Regions from separate parts of the Homo sapiens genome. Here all the other regions are linked to region 2. A link is a contact called in ENCODE Hi-C or POLR2A ChIA-PET data. All regions are on one chromosome and are shown on one strand. The core of a region is the stretch at or near the end of the contact, and the rest is flanking DNA. Distances in the headings are between cores, read along the strand shown. Region 1 overlaps ZFHX3 (zinc finger homeobox 3). Region 2 overlaps PMFBP1 (polyamine modulated factor 1 binding protein 1). Region 3 holds the start of ZFHX3-AS1 (ZFHX3 antisense RNA 1).

Region 1 (4,331 bases), core at 1,015-3,514, 840 kb after region 2:
TCCTGCTTCTCTCCTTCTGCCGCCCCAGAGTCCTTGCCCTCTGAGGATTTGGTAGGACTGGAAGCCAGAGGCCCCAGGGGGACTGAGGTAATGGGGGTCTTCAGTACCGAGCTGGTGAGCCCGCCAAGGTTCAACAGGGTGCTGGGGGTCAAGAGACCAGCCTGGGGCTGCTCGGGGCCAGCGGCGGAGCCCGCTGGGAGAGCTTCCTCCCCTTCCATTCGAATGCCACTAAATTTACCATAAAAACTGTGTCCGGGGCCTATGAGGTTAGCTGTGGAAACTAAAGGGTGTTGAAAGTTTTTGTTTTTTGGTTCCAGAAAACTTACAAGGGGTTCCTTGTCTTTGCCGATCCCTTGGATGATAGCGGAGATGTTCTTATTGCTAAGAATTTTCCGCTCGTCTTCGCTCAGGGTCATTCGATGGTCATGCACCGCGTGGGTCACAAACGAACGGACGTACCCAAAGGAGAGTTTGCACAAGAAACACATCAGGATGGGCTTCCTCTTGCCATAGAGCACAAAGCCATCGAATTTGGACAGGTCCACATTGTTGGGAACATCTTTGGATACGCAGGAGCTTTTGGCAGAACCGTCGCTGTTCAGGTAATCCTTGTTGCTTTTGTGTCGCACGTCAAACACGCGGAAGCTGTGCAGGACGGGGCTGAGCCCCGCCAGGGCTGAGGTATTCGGGAAAGCCTGGTCTGGGCCCTCAAACCATTTCCCGAAGGATGAGGCTATGTGGAAAGTGTTGATGATCTGCGGGTACACGGGTGCAGCACACGAAGGGTCCCCTTGCTTGCCCCCCGCGCCAGGGAGAGAGTTCAGGAAAAGCGAGGGGAGAGGCCCACTGCCACTGCCACTCCCACAGGCGCCCCCGCCCTGGGTCAGCTGGCTCAGGCTCTCCACAATGTACGCGGAGCCGTCCGGCTGGTAGACGATCTCCCCGGCCAGGTTCTCCACGTCACTCTCCTCGTCCCCCTCCTCACCGGTGTCGCTGGCGCTCTCCTCTCTCAGGGGTGGCGGGGGGCGCGCGCTGGGGCAGTGGTGCTCCATGTAGGTCTGGAGGCTGGCAAAGGAGGCCGAACATTCGTTGCAGGTGACCTCCTTGCTGGCGGGCTCGGAGGGGGGCCCGGCCGACGCGGTGCTCTCCGCGAGGCGCTCATTGAAGGGGGCCCTCAGGCTGTCCAAGGGCCCGTGGCTCTCGCCTGTGGACTGCTCCATGCTACTGGGTTTGTCAGGGAGGTGGGTGCTGTTGAGTTCAGTCCATTGCTGGTGCTGAGGGATACCGCACCCATTGTCCTTCCCCGAGACGACGGGCGAGTCACAGCCTTCCATGGTAAGGCCTGCGTGGAGCTTTCATTGCACCCAGTACGGAGGCTCGGACCTGAAGGGCAGAGGCAAGGGGGGAGGAGGGAGAGAGGGGAAAGAGAGAGAGAAAGGAAAGAGGTTAGGAGGGCCGAGGCTGAGGTCCTACCGCACGGAGCGCTCTAAGAGGCTTCTGTCCACAACACAGAGACACAGGGCGGAGGGCGGGCCTGGGGACACTGCCCCACACGGTCCAGCACACAGGGGTGGCATGGCCGGGTCAACAGCCTGAGCGAGGGATATGGGGAAAGAAGGCCAGGAACAGCCCTCTTCGGCTTCGAATTGTCACCGCTCTGCCCCTGAAGACTAGCGGGAATTTCCATTCTTTGCCAGCATAGCTTCGATGGGCCACAGTGGAGAACGGACGCGTCATCTCTCCAGCCCTCTACGAGGTCACAGCCACAGCCCTACCACTTATGGACAGCTCACACGAAGTCAGCCCCGACTCCGCGCACTGTCTGTGGGTCAGGGGAACACAGGGGAGGGCTGAGAAGAGGGAGGTTCAATGTCCCTGGAAAAAGGACGGTAAAGTGGGATAACGCTCATGGATTTAGAACAATTGCAGCCGTCGCTTTTACTGACCATGGTTCTAGTTTGAGAAGTTCAAAGAAGGCGGGTGAGGACCCTGAGGTTCACAGGGCAGGTGTACAGGACTAGACACACTCCGAAAAGTCCTCTCCAGATCTGGGAGGCGTCAGTCCCATTTTACAAGCAGTAAAACAGAGGGGCTTCAATCTAAAAACTGGCTCAGTGCTAATCTCACCACCATGAAACAGAAGAAAAGATGGGTCCCCAGATTCCTGTCTCCTCCACCCATACCAGTCAAGCTCCCTGGCCTGTGACTCTAGCTGACTTCAGACTAAAACTACGTAGGTGCAAAACGTGAGCTTGGTATTTCCAGCAGGAATGGACCAGACTCTGGATCTGCCAACACCCCCTCCAGCAGCTTCTATCTGGCCCTGGCTGGAGGGAGTGCGTTCCCCACGTGCCTGGTGGTTTTTGCTATCAAGGATCTGAGCAGCAAGCCGAGACGGCAGCTGGGCTCGGCGAGCCCCAGCTCCACACCTGCCTCTTAGTTATTAGTCGCTACCCAACCAGCTGTCGTTCAGCCCTGGGGCTTTTCCATTTCCGACTCCAAAGTGCCACTGAGCTGAATGTGCCCTCTGAGACCTCATGTCCCTGGGGAGGGAGGCATCGGATCACGGCCGCTCTGCTCCTGCAGTAATATCATCGCAGGGGCGATCATTCCGTCTGGCCCTGCTCCTACAGGCAGCTCAGCACCTCGCAGAGCCCTGATCCTTTGCCCGTAGGTCCCCAGCCACCATTCCCCTGCTGCTCCTCCTGGAGAACATGTGGCTGCTCCTCCACCCACCATCTCATTCACACTCAGCCGGTGAAGGTTTCGGCCAGGTTTGATCTCACTTCCCTCCCTGACAGCCCCTATCTTCTCAATCTTTTTTTTTTTTCATTTCTTGATTATTGACTGCACAATGAGACAACAGCTCCCCCTCGGGAAAAACTGGGGAAGGCAGGTTTACCAGAAGTCTCAGGGAGAAATAACTTTTTGGAAGAATAAAGCTATGATGTGTCTAATACACACATGCAAACACATACCCCTATCTCTCCATTTATAACTTCAGATTTTGCAACCACAAAGTTCCATGAGCCTTAGAAAGGACATACTGACTTAAAACAGAGATGACTACAGTAAACCAAACCAAACCAAACCAAACCAAACCAAACCAAACCAAACCAAACAGCAAACGCAATGGGACTTCCTCGCAAGGCTGAGCCGGGATACAGGTGAGACTGCAGGGCGGCTCTTCTTAGGGATGCTTCTGATTGGCTGGATGACATCTGATTGATAGCTTGGGCCAAAAAGGTTGGCAGGCCTGAAGGGGCGGGAGGGTTAACAGCCCGATTGTAAAATCAATGTCATAAATGCTTGGTAAGTTACAGGAACATGCGGGAAGGGGGGGCCACGATTGATAAAGCAGAACAGCTTTGATGCTGCACCAGGGACTTGTTTATCGACAGCAAAGCCAATCTCCTCTCCAGCCTGGGCTGGGCCAGAGAAACCTGCAAGCGTTTACCAATTAATTGGTGGGCTTCTCTTGCTCCGTTCTCCTCTTATTCCTCCTCCTCTTCCACAAACTATCCAGCCAAGAGGCTGGGACTTTTAAAACCTCCCTTACTTTGTTTTCTACTCCAAAGCGGAAGATGTCAGGAAAGAATGACACTGTACCCACCTATGATGGTGGCTGGTGACCCTGTGGTGGTGACACTAGAGCCCACCCATTCACGGGGAGCAGCAGCCATGAGGACACGGGTCGGAGAGGAGGAACCCACTGCAGGACCCAAGCTACCTCCCCTGGGCCTCCTTTCCATGCGCACCAGCTGTGACAAACAGGCCCGTTTGCAGCCTTGCCAAACAAGCGTGGTTTGTGGACTTGAAGCATTATCCTCTCCGGGGAGCTTAAGAGACATGCACTGTCTCCTCCTGCCCCATCAGAATCTGCATTTTCACACCATCCTCAGGGACCATGCATTAAACTTAAGACACTCTCTGCTTCACTCCATCTTCACCAATACAGGTACCAAGCACAGCTCTTCTGTCCTTGGTACCTGTATTGCTAGGTAACCAGGGAAGGTCAGTCTTAGATTCCCTGTGGTCCCTGGGAGGTGCAGGGATGGAGATGGAGAAGAGGGGGACGCGCGCACAGAGGTAAAGAAGTCTCCCCAATCCGCCACATCCTGTGGCTCAAGGGTCTCAGGGCATCTACCACTCCCCCGCAACAGCCGGCTCTCTCTCGCTCTGTTTATCAGCCAGTCAATAAGAAAAAGGTAGTTCTTACTTAAGGAGGCAGAAGTCAACTCGGCAGGTCGATCAGCACTCTGTCTGTAAACACGGTTTCCCGTAAAATCAATGATCTTCAGTTACAGAGGGCAGCCTGGGAACCCAGTGGG
Region 2 (4,423 bases), core at 1,213-3,712:
TTCTCATTGGCGACCCTGTAATAAAATCACAGGAGAAAACAGCAGCCAGTCGCCAGCCTCCCGCGAGCAAGGGTGCAGCTGGCTGAATGGGATGCTGGGTTCTCAGCAAGACTGCTGCTGCATCCCACGTCCCCCACGCATCACCCCGTCCGCAGAGCTAAGGCCTTCCTAGCACCTGGGGATTCAGAGGACTCTCTGAACTCAACTCCTATGCAAAATCCTGTGAGCCCCAGGTGAGTTCAAGGGAATGAGTTCAAGGGGGCCAGGCAGTGAAGCTGGATCCTGGGATGGGAGGAGGATATCTGAGCCAATGTCCCCCTTCCTTCTTGCTGCCGAGCAAAGCACCCCTTCCTTCCTGCCATCGCTGTTTCCAGCTCAGCAGAGGGCTTTCCAGGCCTGCCTGAAGGGTTGAGCCCTCCTCTCCATCTTATTTCCATCCCTTGGGTGTGGGCTGAGACTGGATCTGTTTTCCAGGAGTGCAGGGGTGTGTGTGACTAATCTTTGGCACGCATGTGGCTCCTCGGCTCAGTCCAGGCCTCGGACCCTGCCTCCCTTTTTCCTCCCATACTCACTTCTGCTGTTTTGCCCATTGCTCCAAGTTGGTCATAATCTGATCATTCCCTCGGTAGAGCCTACAGGTGTCTTTGGGCACAGACCACTGGGGCAGGCAGCAGGGCTTGGGTACAAGAAGAAAACGAGACAGTCAGAGGTGGGAGCACAGGCCTGTCAGCCCTCCTTCCGAGTCAGGCCTCTTCTATCTCCCTGGGAAAAGAAAACTTGACTCTGCTGTCCAACCCGAGGCCAGAGTTGTGGAGTTGCCACCAGACCTCCCCCTCTGGCTTGTGCGGGTGGCATCTCACACAAAGGTGACATCTCTGAGAAGGCACCATTTATGGCAGAGACACGTAGATTTGTACACTTATAATCACGGTTTTCAGTGTGAAGGCATTAAAGTGACTCCTAAAAAAGAAGTATGCTAAGCCAATTTTCCAACAGATGGAAGAAAAACATCTGGAGGAAGAGGAAGAGATGCCTTCTTTTTCTCTCTTCTTTTTTTTGACACTCTTGCTCTGTCATTCAGGCTGGAGTGCAGTGGCATGATCACGGCTCATGGCAGCTTAACCTCCCCCCCGGCTCAAGCTATCCTCCCACTTAGCCTGCCGAGTAGCTGGGACCACAAGCATAGGCCACCATGCTCAGCTAACATTTAAACTTATTGTAGAGATGAGGTCTTGCTATGTTGCCCAGGCTGGTCTCAAACTCCTGGACTCAAGCAGTCCTCCTGCCTTGGCCTCCCAAAGTGTAGGGACTGCAGGCATGAGCCACTGTGCCCGGCCTAAGATGCCTTCTTTGTAATTCGAGCAAAGGCCCAGTGGCCACCTGAGCTGTCCTGCGGCCTCCTGCCATGAACTTCACTGCTCAGGGAGGTGGGCCTGGGACAAGCCCAGAAGGTCACTTAGTCCATTCTACTGTAGGGTCCAGGGCTGCCAAAAGTGTCAGGATGTACTCTGGAAGGGGACCCAGTGGACTAGGTCAGGGGTAGCTGGTGTACCTGACAGTCTCTTCTCTAGAATGGGGCCTTCGCTCTGCTCAGTATCTATCAACAAAGCCACAAGAACACAGGTGGGTTGAACCAGCAGCTGTGGCTCTTGCTTTGTGCTAAATGGAGGGGGTGACCTTTCCTTTGCTCCCAGGCTCTCCCACCCCCACCAAGGGCTGTCTGGCATTTGGGTGGTCATAGGATGTGCCTGGAGGCACTGAGAGGAGGCACGCAGAAGCCAAGGCATGCCCACCTCCTTATCGTCCTCAAGGAGGTTCTCTTTTAAGGCGGCCATCTCCTCCTGGAACTCCCTGAGCTGCTCCTCTTTGGCTGCCAGCATCTTGAGGTCATTCTGGTGTTGCTTCTGCCACTGCAGCACCTGGCAGCTCATCTCCTCTAGCTTCTTGTCAAAGGCGTGCACCTACTCAGGAGAGCAAAGTGAGGAGGGGGACTCCAGCTGGCCTCCCTGACCGCAGGACCCACAAGGCCAGAGGGTGCTTCCTGGGCCTTGGGATACGTGTTGGGGGTATTTTCTTCTCAGTGGCCAGCAGAGGGCACCCATGCTCCGATCTTTGCTGCCTCTGTCTGAAGTTCAGGGAGCCAAGAAAGTGGAGGGAACCTAGCAGCCCAAGGGAATGACTTAGTGCTAAATAATTCTGGATGCAAGAGGTGACCTTGTGGACCCCTACCAGGAAGGCAGCCCAAGCCCCTGGCAGCTCCTCACCTCCAGCTCACTCTCCTGGTGGAAGCCCCGCAGTTTTCTTAATTCCGTATTGAGCTTTTTCATCCTTTCCTCATAAGCAATGATTTCCTCTTCCAGCTGAGCTTTCTTCTCTTGGGTCTGTGTCAAGCTTTGCTGCAGGCTCTTTGTCTCTGAGGTCACGTGATTGAGCTTCCGGAAAAGACAAAGAGGACGAATGGCTGTCAGAGACTTTGACCCTCTCTGCTGAGTCCTGAATGGAGGAGGGTTCCAGTCCCTTCCTGTCCTCTGCCCAGGGTGACACGGACGGTCACCTTGCCTAGTCTCCCAGAGAGGGGTGGGAAATGACAGTGGTTGGTTTTCTGCACCCTGCTTTCTCCTTCCTACCCACTCCCTCCATTTCTTCTCTTTCCAATCCCATGAATTGATGGGCCAGCCATGATCAGCACAGGATGGGGCATGAATTTCCCTGACAATCCAGACTTTGGGAAAACCTTGCCCCCGAGTCACCCATGGGCAGAAAGGCTTGCTAGATTTGGTTTTGATCTTTGTCCTCTTCCTCCGCCCTCCACCCAACTCCAAGCCTCACAAAGAGGAAGCAGGCCTTCTCTGCACAGACATCCCAGCCCACACAAGGGTTTGAGATGGCCCCATTGACAGTCAATAGGCAGGAAATTGGCTCCTGTGCTTCTCCCGCTACCTTGACGTTTCCTTGCCTGAAAACAGCCCTGGAGACTAGAGGGTGTGGCCTCACCTTCTCGAGGGCTTGTGTCAGGTCATCCTGGCAGGCGGCTGACTTCCGGGATAATGCATCATAGGCTTCTTTGGTGATGGTAGTCTGGAGATAGTGCTTCTCCTTCTGCAGAGCTTTGTCCAGCTGGGCCTGCAGGCTCATTAAGGACTCCTTCTGAAGGGCTATCTTTAAGGAGGGAGAGCAGAACTGTCAGGGTGCCAGGTCAGGGTCATAGAGGCATTCTCTGTGCCTATAGGAAATGAACAAGAGCCAAGCTCTCTCCTGTCTGCAGCAACCTGCAGAGTCCGTGTTAACACTCACATCTTCACTTCACCACTGTAAAAGGTAGAGCTGTCTTTCCAGGCTCTTTTGCACCCCTCAGCCACATCTCTCTTTCTAGTTAGCATTTCCCTCAAACAGCAGGAGTACCAGCGGTGCTGGGGCATGATATGCCAAGTACACAAAAAAGTCCCTTTCACATACTCTGCAGCCTTTGATAAAGACCTGGAATCCGATTTGAGGTTAGTGGACATGATAACAACATGTCCTTTGTGTTTTATGCCTCACTTAGTTCCTGATGTAATTCACTAGACTTGATGTGCCAGAAAGCAGGACTGTGCCTGTGTTTTGTTTCCTGCTGTTTCCCCATTGCTGTAACTCAGGGCATGGCACATGACAGAGTTTCAGGAAATGCTCAAAAATGGTCTTTGTTCTGTCACGTGAAATATTGCATTTTTGGAGTTAGGGATCAATTGATCAACATGTTAGGGAACATGTAGTTCTGGTAGAAGTGTGTTTAAAAACTGAAGTCTGTTTTCAACATCGTAATGAGTATTCATGGTATAGTTAAAAGGAAGTTGGGATCTGGAGTCAGAAAAATCTGGGTTGAGGTCCAGGTTCTATCATTTACTTATTTCTCTAGCCTCAGTTTCTGCTTCCACAAATTGAAATCATTTTAACTGTTTCGTGGAGTTTTTATGATGATCAAATGAGGTGATATGTGTAAAAAGGGCTTTGTTTTACTATACGACTATGAGTTACTGTCACAGACACACACAGAAACTAGCCTTCTTATATACTTTAAGTACAGGACAGAGATCTGCTTCTGAGTCTGGAAGCCAGAGGGAGACCTCAGAAATTCATATGCCTGACTTGTATTCTTTGGTATTCTAGCACACCTGCATCTGAAAGTGGCCATGCACACAGAAACACATTCTTTTGGGTTTTCTTGTTTTATCTCCAGTAACTGATCAGTGCTTCAAGTTTATTACTTTTTCAGATACAATTTTGAGTACCTCTGGCCCTGGGAATTAGTGAGATGAAAAGTGGTAAATTGGACTTCTGACACCATATTTTACATGCCCTGGTGGTGAAACTATTCCTAAAGATGAAATAATTTGGTCTTCTGAAAACAGAAGTGCATCTTTTCTGGGGACTTCTGAAAAACATG
Region 3 (4,832 bases), core at 276-2,775, 540 kb after region 2:
GACTGGGGTCCCACTAATATCCACATTTCAAAACAGAATCTAAAACTCCCTAAAACAGGGTTGGGCTCGGCGGCTCACGCTTGTAATCCCAACCCTTTGGGAGGCTGACACTGGAGATCAGTCTGAGCAACAAAGTCAGATCTCTTTTCTACTAAAACAAAATACAACTCTCTAAAACTAATACAAAATTTTGTGTGTATGTGTCATATTCTGGAGAAAAGCTCCAAGGTTTTCCTCTGGGTCTTAAACAGGACTAAGACCCCCCACCCCCAAAAGAATCTCTGTTCTAGAGGCTAAGCATATAGAAGCTCATACTGCATTATCAAACTGGAAAGTTAATAGAGGATTTTCATGGTCATATACAGGAGAGGTGGGGAAAGCTGTCTATTTAGACTGTAAACTCCTAAAATGTTCATAAATCTCAATGGAAATTAAATCCACCGGGGTGGGAGAAGTATCACAATAGACAAAGAAGCTAAAGGTTAATGAAGAGAAGGTTTTAATCAGTGGTTACTTTTGTGCTTGGGATCAATCCTCAGTTTGTCCTCCAACGTAACTTTTGGCATTATTCATTTCAAAGTCTGAACAGTATCCATAAACCCAATACGAAACCTATGGATCCAGAGGGTCCGACCGAAAACAAAACAATTATGTTTCCGATGTGAACGCATCAATAGCTTACTTTTGTAGCGCTTTATAAAACGCTGTCACTTGCTGCTTTCCACGTCATGATATTCCCGGTCGGGAAGAGTAGGACAGCAGCATCTTTTATGAATAAGGAATTTTTTGGATTCAATTTGTGAGGTGTGGGACGCTCACCAGGTTGCGCGAAAACCATTTTTCTACATCGTCAAGTGCACGCACCCCGTGTCTCATAGTATTAGTGATGAAGACGAGGATGAAACTACCAAAGACATCAGTGGGGAGTGAATTATACTTGGGGGAGGTGTAAGCACGTCGAAATAAGGAAGCTGAGAGACATTTTGTGAAAGAGGGAAGGTAGCGTTAAGAGGAGCCTTCCATCAGGGGCAACAGAACGGGGGCAGGCGTGGCGTCTCTGGGACTGCCGGAAAACGACGTGAGGGAAAAACTCAGAGGCTACGAAAAGGCGAACAGACGGAGGGCCTGCCTCAGGGGAGCTAAGCAGCTCGCCTGAAGCCCCCCATCTGGAAATGACGTGTTTAACTCGGCGCCCCTGCAGCTCCGGCCGCCCTTTTTTGTTTAACTCCGCGCCCCTCCAGCTCCGGCCGCCCTTTTCGTCGCTCTCCCCTCGCGGTCGCTCACCCCTGAGATCCCTGGTTCCACTGAGACGCTCAGCTTCATTCGGCAACTCGCGGACACCAAGCGCCACAAATTCAAATACGAGATCTAGAGACGCTGGGTCTCAAACGTCTCCCAGAGTGAAAGACAGAGGAACCAATCGAGGCTCGGCTGACCTCAGACGTCTAAGGCGATAGGCGTTGCTAAGAAAAGGGGGTGGGACGATACCCAGTTGCCAAGACGACGGCTTCCGGGTGGGCGGCTTGAGGTGGCTTCCGGCCGCCAGGCGAGACTCCGCGGGAAAACTCCCTGCTAGAGAGACTAGGAGATTTGGGGCTGCGGCCGTTTCCTCCGGAGCACCCACGGGACTGTGTGCTGGGGTCCCTCCACCGGCTGTGTCCTTTATTCTTCTTTCTCACCCAACGATTTACCTGAACGGTTATAAAGTGCACGTTATTTCCCTAAGGTAAGCGTGTGGTAGCGCCTCCTCCTCCTCCAACAGGGGGGTAACAGAAACCTGCTGTCAACTTTGTTACCCAACATAACTGTACTTAACCACAAAAAGTTGAAATTTTGGATCTTTAAACATTCAATAACCTCTTGCTGTGTGAGGTTTTTTAACTGCACTACATACATTTTGTAGTCTTTAACCATTGAATGCGATTTAAGTTTACAATGAAATTTAACGTTCTGGTTGTTTCTGACCCCAAATTTCATCTGAACCAGTTAATGGACGAAGAACTGAAATTTTATTTTCTGTGACAGTCTCATAGGTTCTCAGACTTAAGTTCTTAATCGCCCATAAATCTGAAGGCAGGTGTTAAAGATGAGCAGGTGATTTGAGCCCAGTCCATGCCAACACTCAAACTAATTCAGCTGAGACTCCTTTCGTTAGGAGCATTATTTTAATTTTAAAAATTTTAAACCGAATGGTAAGCATGGCTGCTTTAGTTTCAGTTGTGTCTCATTTGATGATGATAGTCCCACACAAGACGATCTCATTTGTCAATGAAAGTAAACATTAGTGACCACACAGCTTTCTGCAGATAACTCTTTAAACGAACATCTTTTATCAGACCACAGAAATCATTGTTATTGTCACTAAAATGTAAAAACTAAAGCAAAACTTATCTGCTTATCAACAATTTCTTCCTCCATAGCTAAGGTAGGGAAGCATTTATGAAAGCTTAGATCTATATGTGTTTGGGATCCTGCCAACCCCTTTCTTAAAATTCCATCTTCAAAACTCCCTGCTAATGAGCACTTTTCCAACAGCTTGGATGAAACATTCTGAATAATTCGTCAGCCTGAAGGTTAGAAATTTCATTAAATAAAAAATTAAATACACAGAATACTTAAGTATGAAACATTAATGAACTGAGTAATACATTCTTAAGAAGAGGAGGCACTTAGGAAAACACAGGCCACCTGCATTGTGGAGCCATTTAATGTGATGAGATTTGATAAATGGGTAAGAGATCAAAAAATGCCCAGGGTTTCAAAAGAGAATGTTCCATGAGCAGCTTACTGCCTACATAGACCATTTGAAAATCAAACCAACTCAGCAGAAGCCCAAGAGGCCTTCAGATGAACCCGAGTATCCTTTGGATGTCAGTGTTGTACTGAACAAAGTCAGTTGAACTGTTATTTATCTGACAAGAAAAAAAAATGCCTAAATTTTGTAAGGACTTACACCATTCATTTAAAAATATATAGTGATCTTAGAGGTTAGAAAGCACAGAAAAGAAACTTGAACATAGAGGTACTTAAAAGGAGAAAAATAAATTTCCTCCGGTAGTAGACATGTATTTGGCATTGTTCACTGTTATCTCCTTGATGTCCTCTCTCCTCAGCTTGGCTGAATCCTACTTACGCTTTTAAGACCCAGGTCAAATTGTGAATCTTTTGTGACCTAGTCCATAGTCACCTCTCTCCCTCCTGAATGCCTATAATAGTCTTTATTTGGCATTTTTTTGTATTCTTTATAATGTTTCTTATTTATGTTTATGAATATATCTTACATATAACTTGCATCATCTAAACCCTAAACTACTCAGAATTGTGTTCACCATGTACCTGGCAGACAGACTTGAACAAATAAGTTTTGATGTAAAACTGCCAAGATTAATACTAAATATAGTTGAGATCCATATTAGTTTGCTAGAGCAAACATAACAAAATGCCACAGACTAGGTGGCTTAAACAACAGAAAGTTATTTTCTCACAATTCTGGAGGCTAGAAGTTCAAGATCAAGGTATCAGCAGGGTTGGTTTCTTTCTGAGGTCTCTGTCCTTGACTCAGATCACTGTCTCATCTCTTTGTCTTCATGTGCTGTTTTCTCCATGTGTGTGCACACCTGTGTCCAAATTTTCTTTCCTTGTAAGCACACCAACCCTACTGGATTTAGGCCCGTGTTAAAGACCTCATTTTAGCTTAATTACCTCTTCAAACACCTTATCTCCAAATAGGGTTACTTTCTGAAGTACTAGGGGTTACACCTTTAACATATAACTTTTGGGGAGACTCAAGGCCATAACAGTAGCCAAGACTCAAAAAGCAGAAATGATTGGGAGCAATTATCTGTCACCTTTCAGAACTCCCATTTTTAGACCTATAGATAGCATAAATGTGTAAGTCAGATTAGTGTAAGATAATAGGAAGTGGTAGGGCCTGTGGCAATTCAAAGTATATTTGCCCAGACAGAAGACATTCAAATTAAAATTGTAAACAACCCTCCATCCCCACCCGAGCCATCCAAACAAAACAGTTTGGCTGGTTTTGACTTACAGGTTATCAGTTTGCAAAAACCACCACCATGTTACTTCGTTTGGAATCATAACCTGATGGTGGATATTGGACATATTAAGTATTTTTATTGCATATCCAAATACATTTTTCCCAGACCCCATTGGTTTATGCACAGCTTTTTTTATTGAGTACTTGTTGTGTTAAAGGAACTGTACTAAGTGCCATGCAGGGATTAAGATCCATACGTTTGGCTACATATATCCTAGAGTTACAAGGACCTATTTTTGAGATCATTTATTAAATACCTAACTTTACAAAATTTAATTTTTTGTGTAACTTTATCGTGTAAATAAATTTGAACTCCAAAAAAAATTTCTTGTCAGACTACATGCACCACAAAGACCAAGACTGTGGCCTCAAGTACAAGGGTAGAGGAAATGAGACAAATAAAAAAATAATTATTGAGCAAGATGAAAGAAGACCATAAGAGGATTATAGATAAAGTGCTATGGAAGATTACAGGACAAACAGATTTCATCCAGCTGGGTGTGGTGCTGAAGGTATTTAATGCAGTTCGAATTAATCTTTTCATGGCACTTGGTACCTCTAATATATCATTAATCGGCATATTATATGGTAGCTATTTGCTTATGTTCATATCCCTCCCAGTACGTTCTGAAATACACAAGAATGTCATAATCTTTATTTGTTCCAGTCTAATGTTATTCAAAAGCATCTAGTGTTACCCAAAGGAGTCAATTGGGGAACTTTTTAAAAAGAAACTTGTCTTAATTCTAGCTCTGAAGATTGTAATTAAGTAGGC

Evidence for each region. A loop is a pair of places that touch in the nucleus more often than their neighbours do. ChIA-PET counts read pairs that join two places held with the same protein, here RNA polymerase II (POLR2A). Pooled maps may share reads with other maps.
Region 1: a loop to region 2 is called in a pooled map, with 9 times the contacts of the local background. The contact joins two enhancer-like sites. A Hi-C loop is called at or near these places in 1 of 37 single-sample maps with no recorded cell type and 4 of 50 pooled maps.
Region 3: a map of IMR-90 shows a loop between it and region 2 (4-fold over the local background). The contact joins the promoter of ZFHX3-AS1 here to the enhancer-like site in region 2. A Hi-C loop is called at or near these places in 1 of 168 maps with a recorded cell type or tissue (IMR-90), 5 of 37 single-sample maps with no recorded cell type and 9 of 50 pooled maps. POLR2A ChIA-PET finds 5 or more read pairs at or near these places in 1 of 52 experiments (K562).

The regions. Positions count from the first base shown.
Region 1 is chr16:72,958,812-72,963,142 of GRCh38, forward strand. It overlaps ZFHX3 (zinc finger homeobox 3), which reads right to left. Exons shown (of 10, transcript NM_006885.4): 2 at 1-1,383. The coding sequence starts at 1,334. Among named protein-coding and RNA genes, the nearest start is that of ZFHX3, 87 kb to the right of the region's middle. RefSeq lists an enhancer at 2,465-2,965. Within about 2 kb of position 2,265, at least 3 of the 41 ENCODE cell types and tissues checked have a DNase peak (open chromatin) inside an H3K27ac peak, as active enhancers do.
Region 2 is chr16:72,122,974-72,127,396 of GRCh38, forward strand. PMFBP1 (polyamine modulated factor 1 binding protein 1) reads right to left here. Exons shown (of 21, transcript NM_031293.3): 15 at 2,995-3,159; 16 at 2,265-2,432; 17 at 1,794-1,961; 18 at 573-676; 19 at 1-15. Among named protein-coding and RNA genes, the nearest start is that of DHX38, 31 kb to the left of the region's middle. RefSeq lists enhancers at 1,859-1,968, 1,979-2,038, 2,583-3,084. Within about 2 kb of position 2,463, at least 6 of the 41 ENCODE cell types and tissues checked have a DNase peak (open chromatin) inside an H3K27ac peak, as active enhancers do.
Region 3 is chr16:72,663,608-72,668,439 of GRCh38, forward strand. It overlaps ZFHX3-AS1 (ZFHX3 antisense RNA 1), which reads left to right and starts at 1,526. Exons shown (of 4, transcript NR_171704.1): 1 at 1,526-1,726. It overlaps LINC01572 (long intergenic non-protein coding RNA 1572), which reads right to left and starts at 1,363. Exons shown (of 14, transcript NR_126330.2): 1 at 1,285-1,363. RefSeq lists enhancers at 1,105-1,224, 1,265-1,324.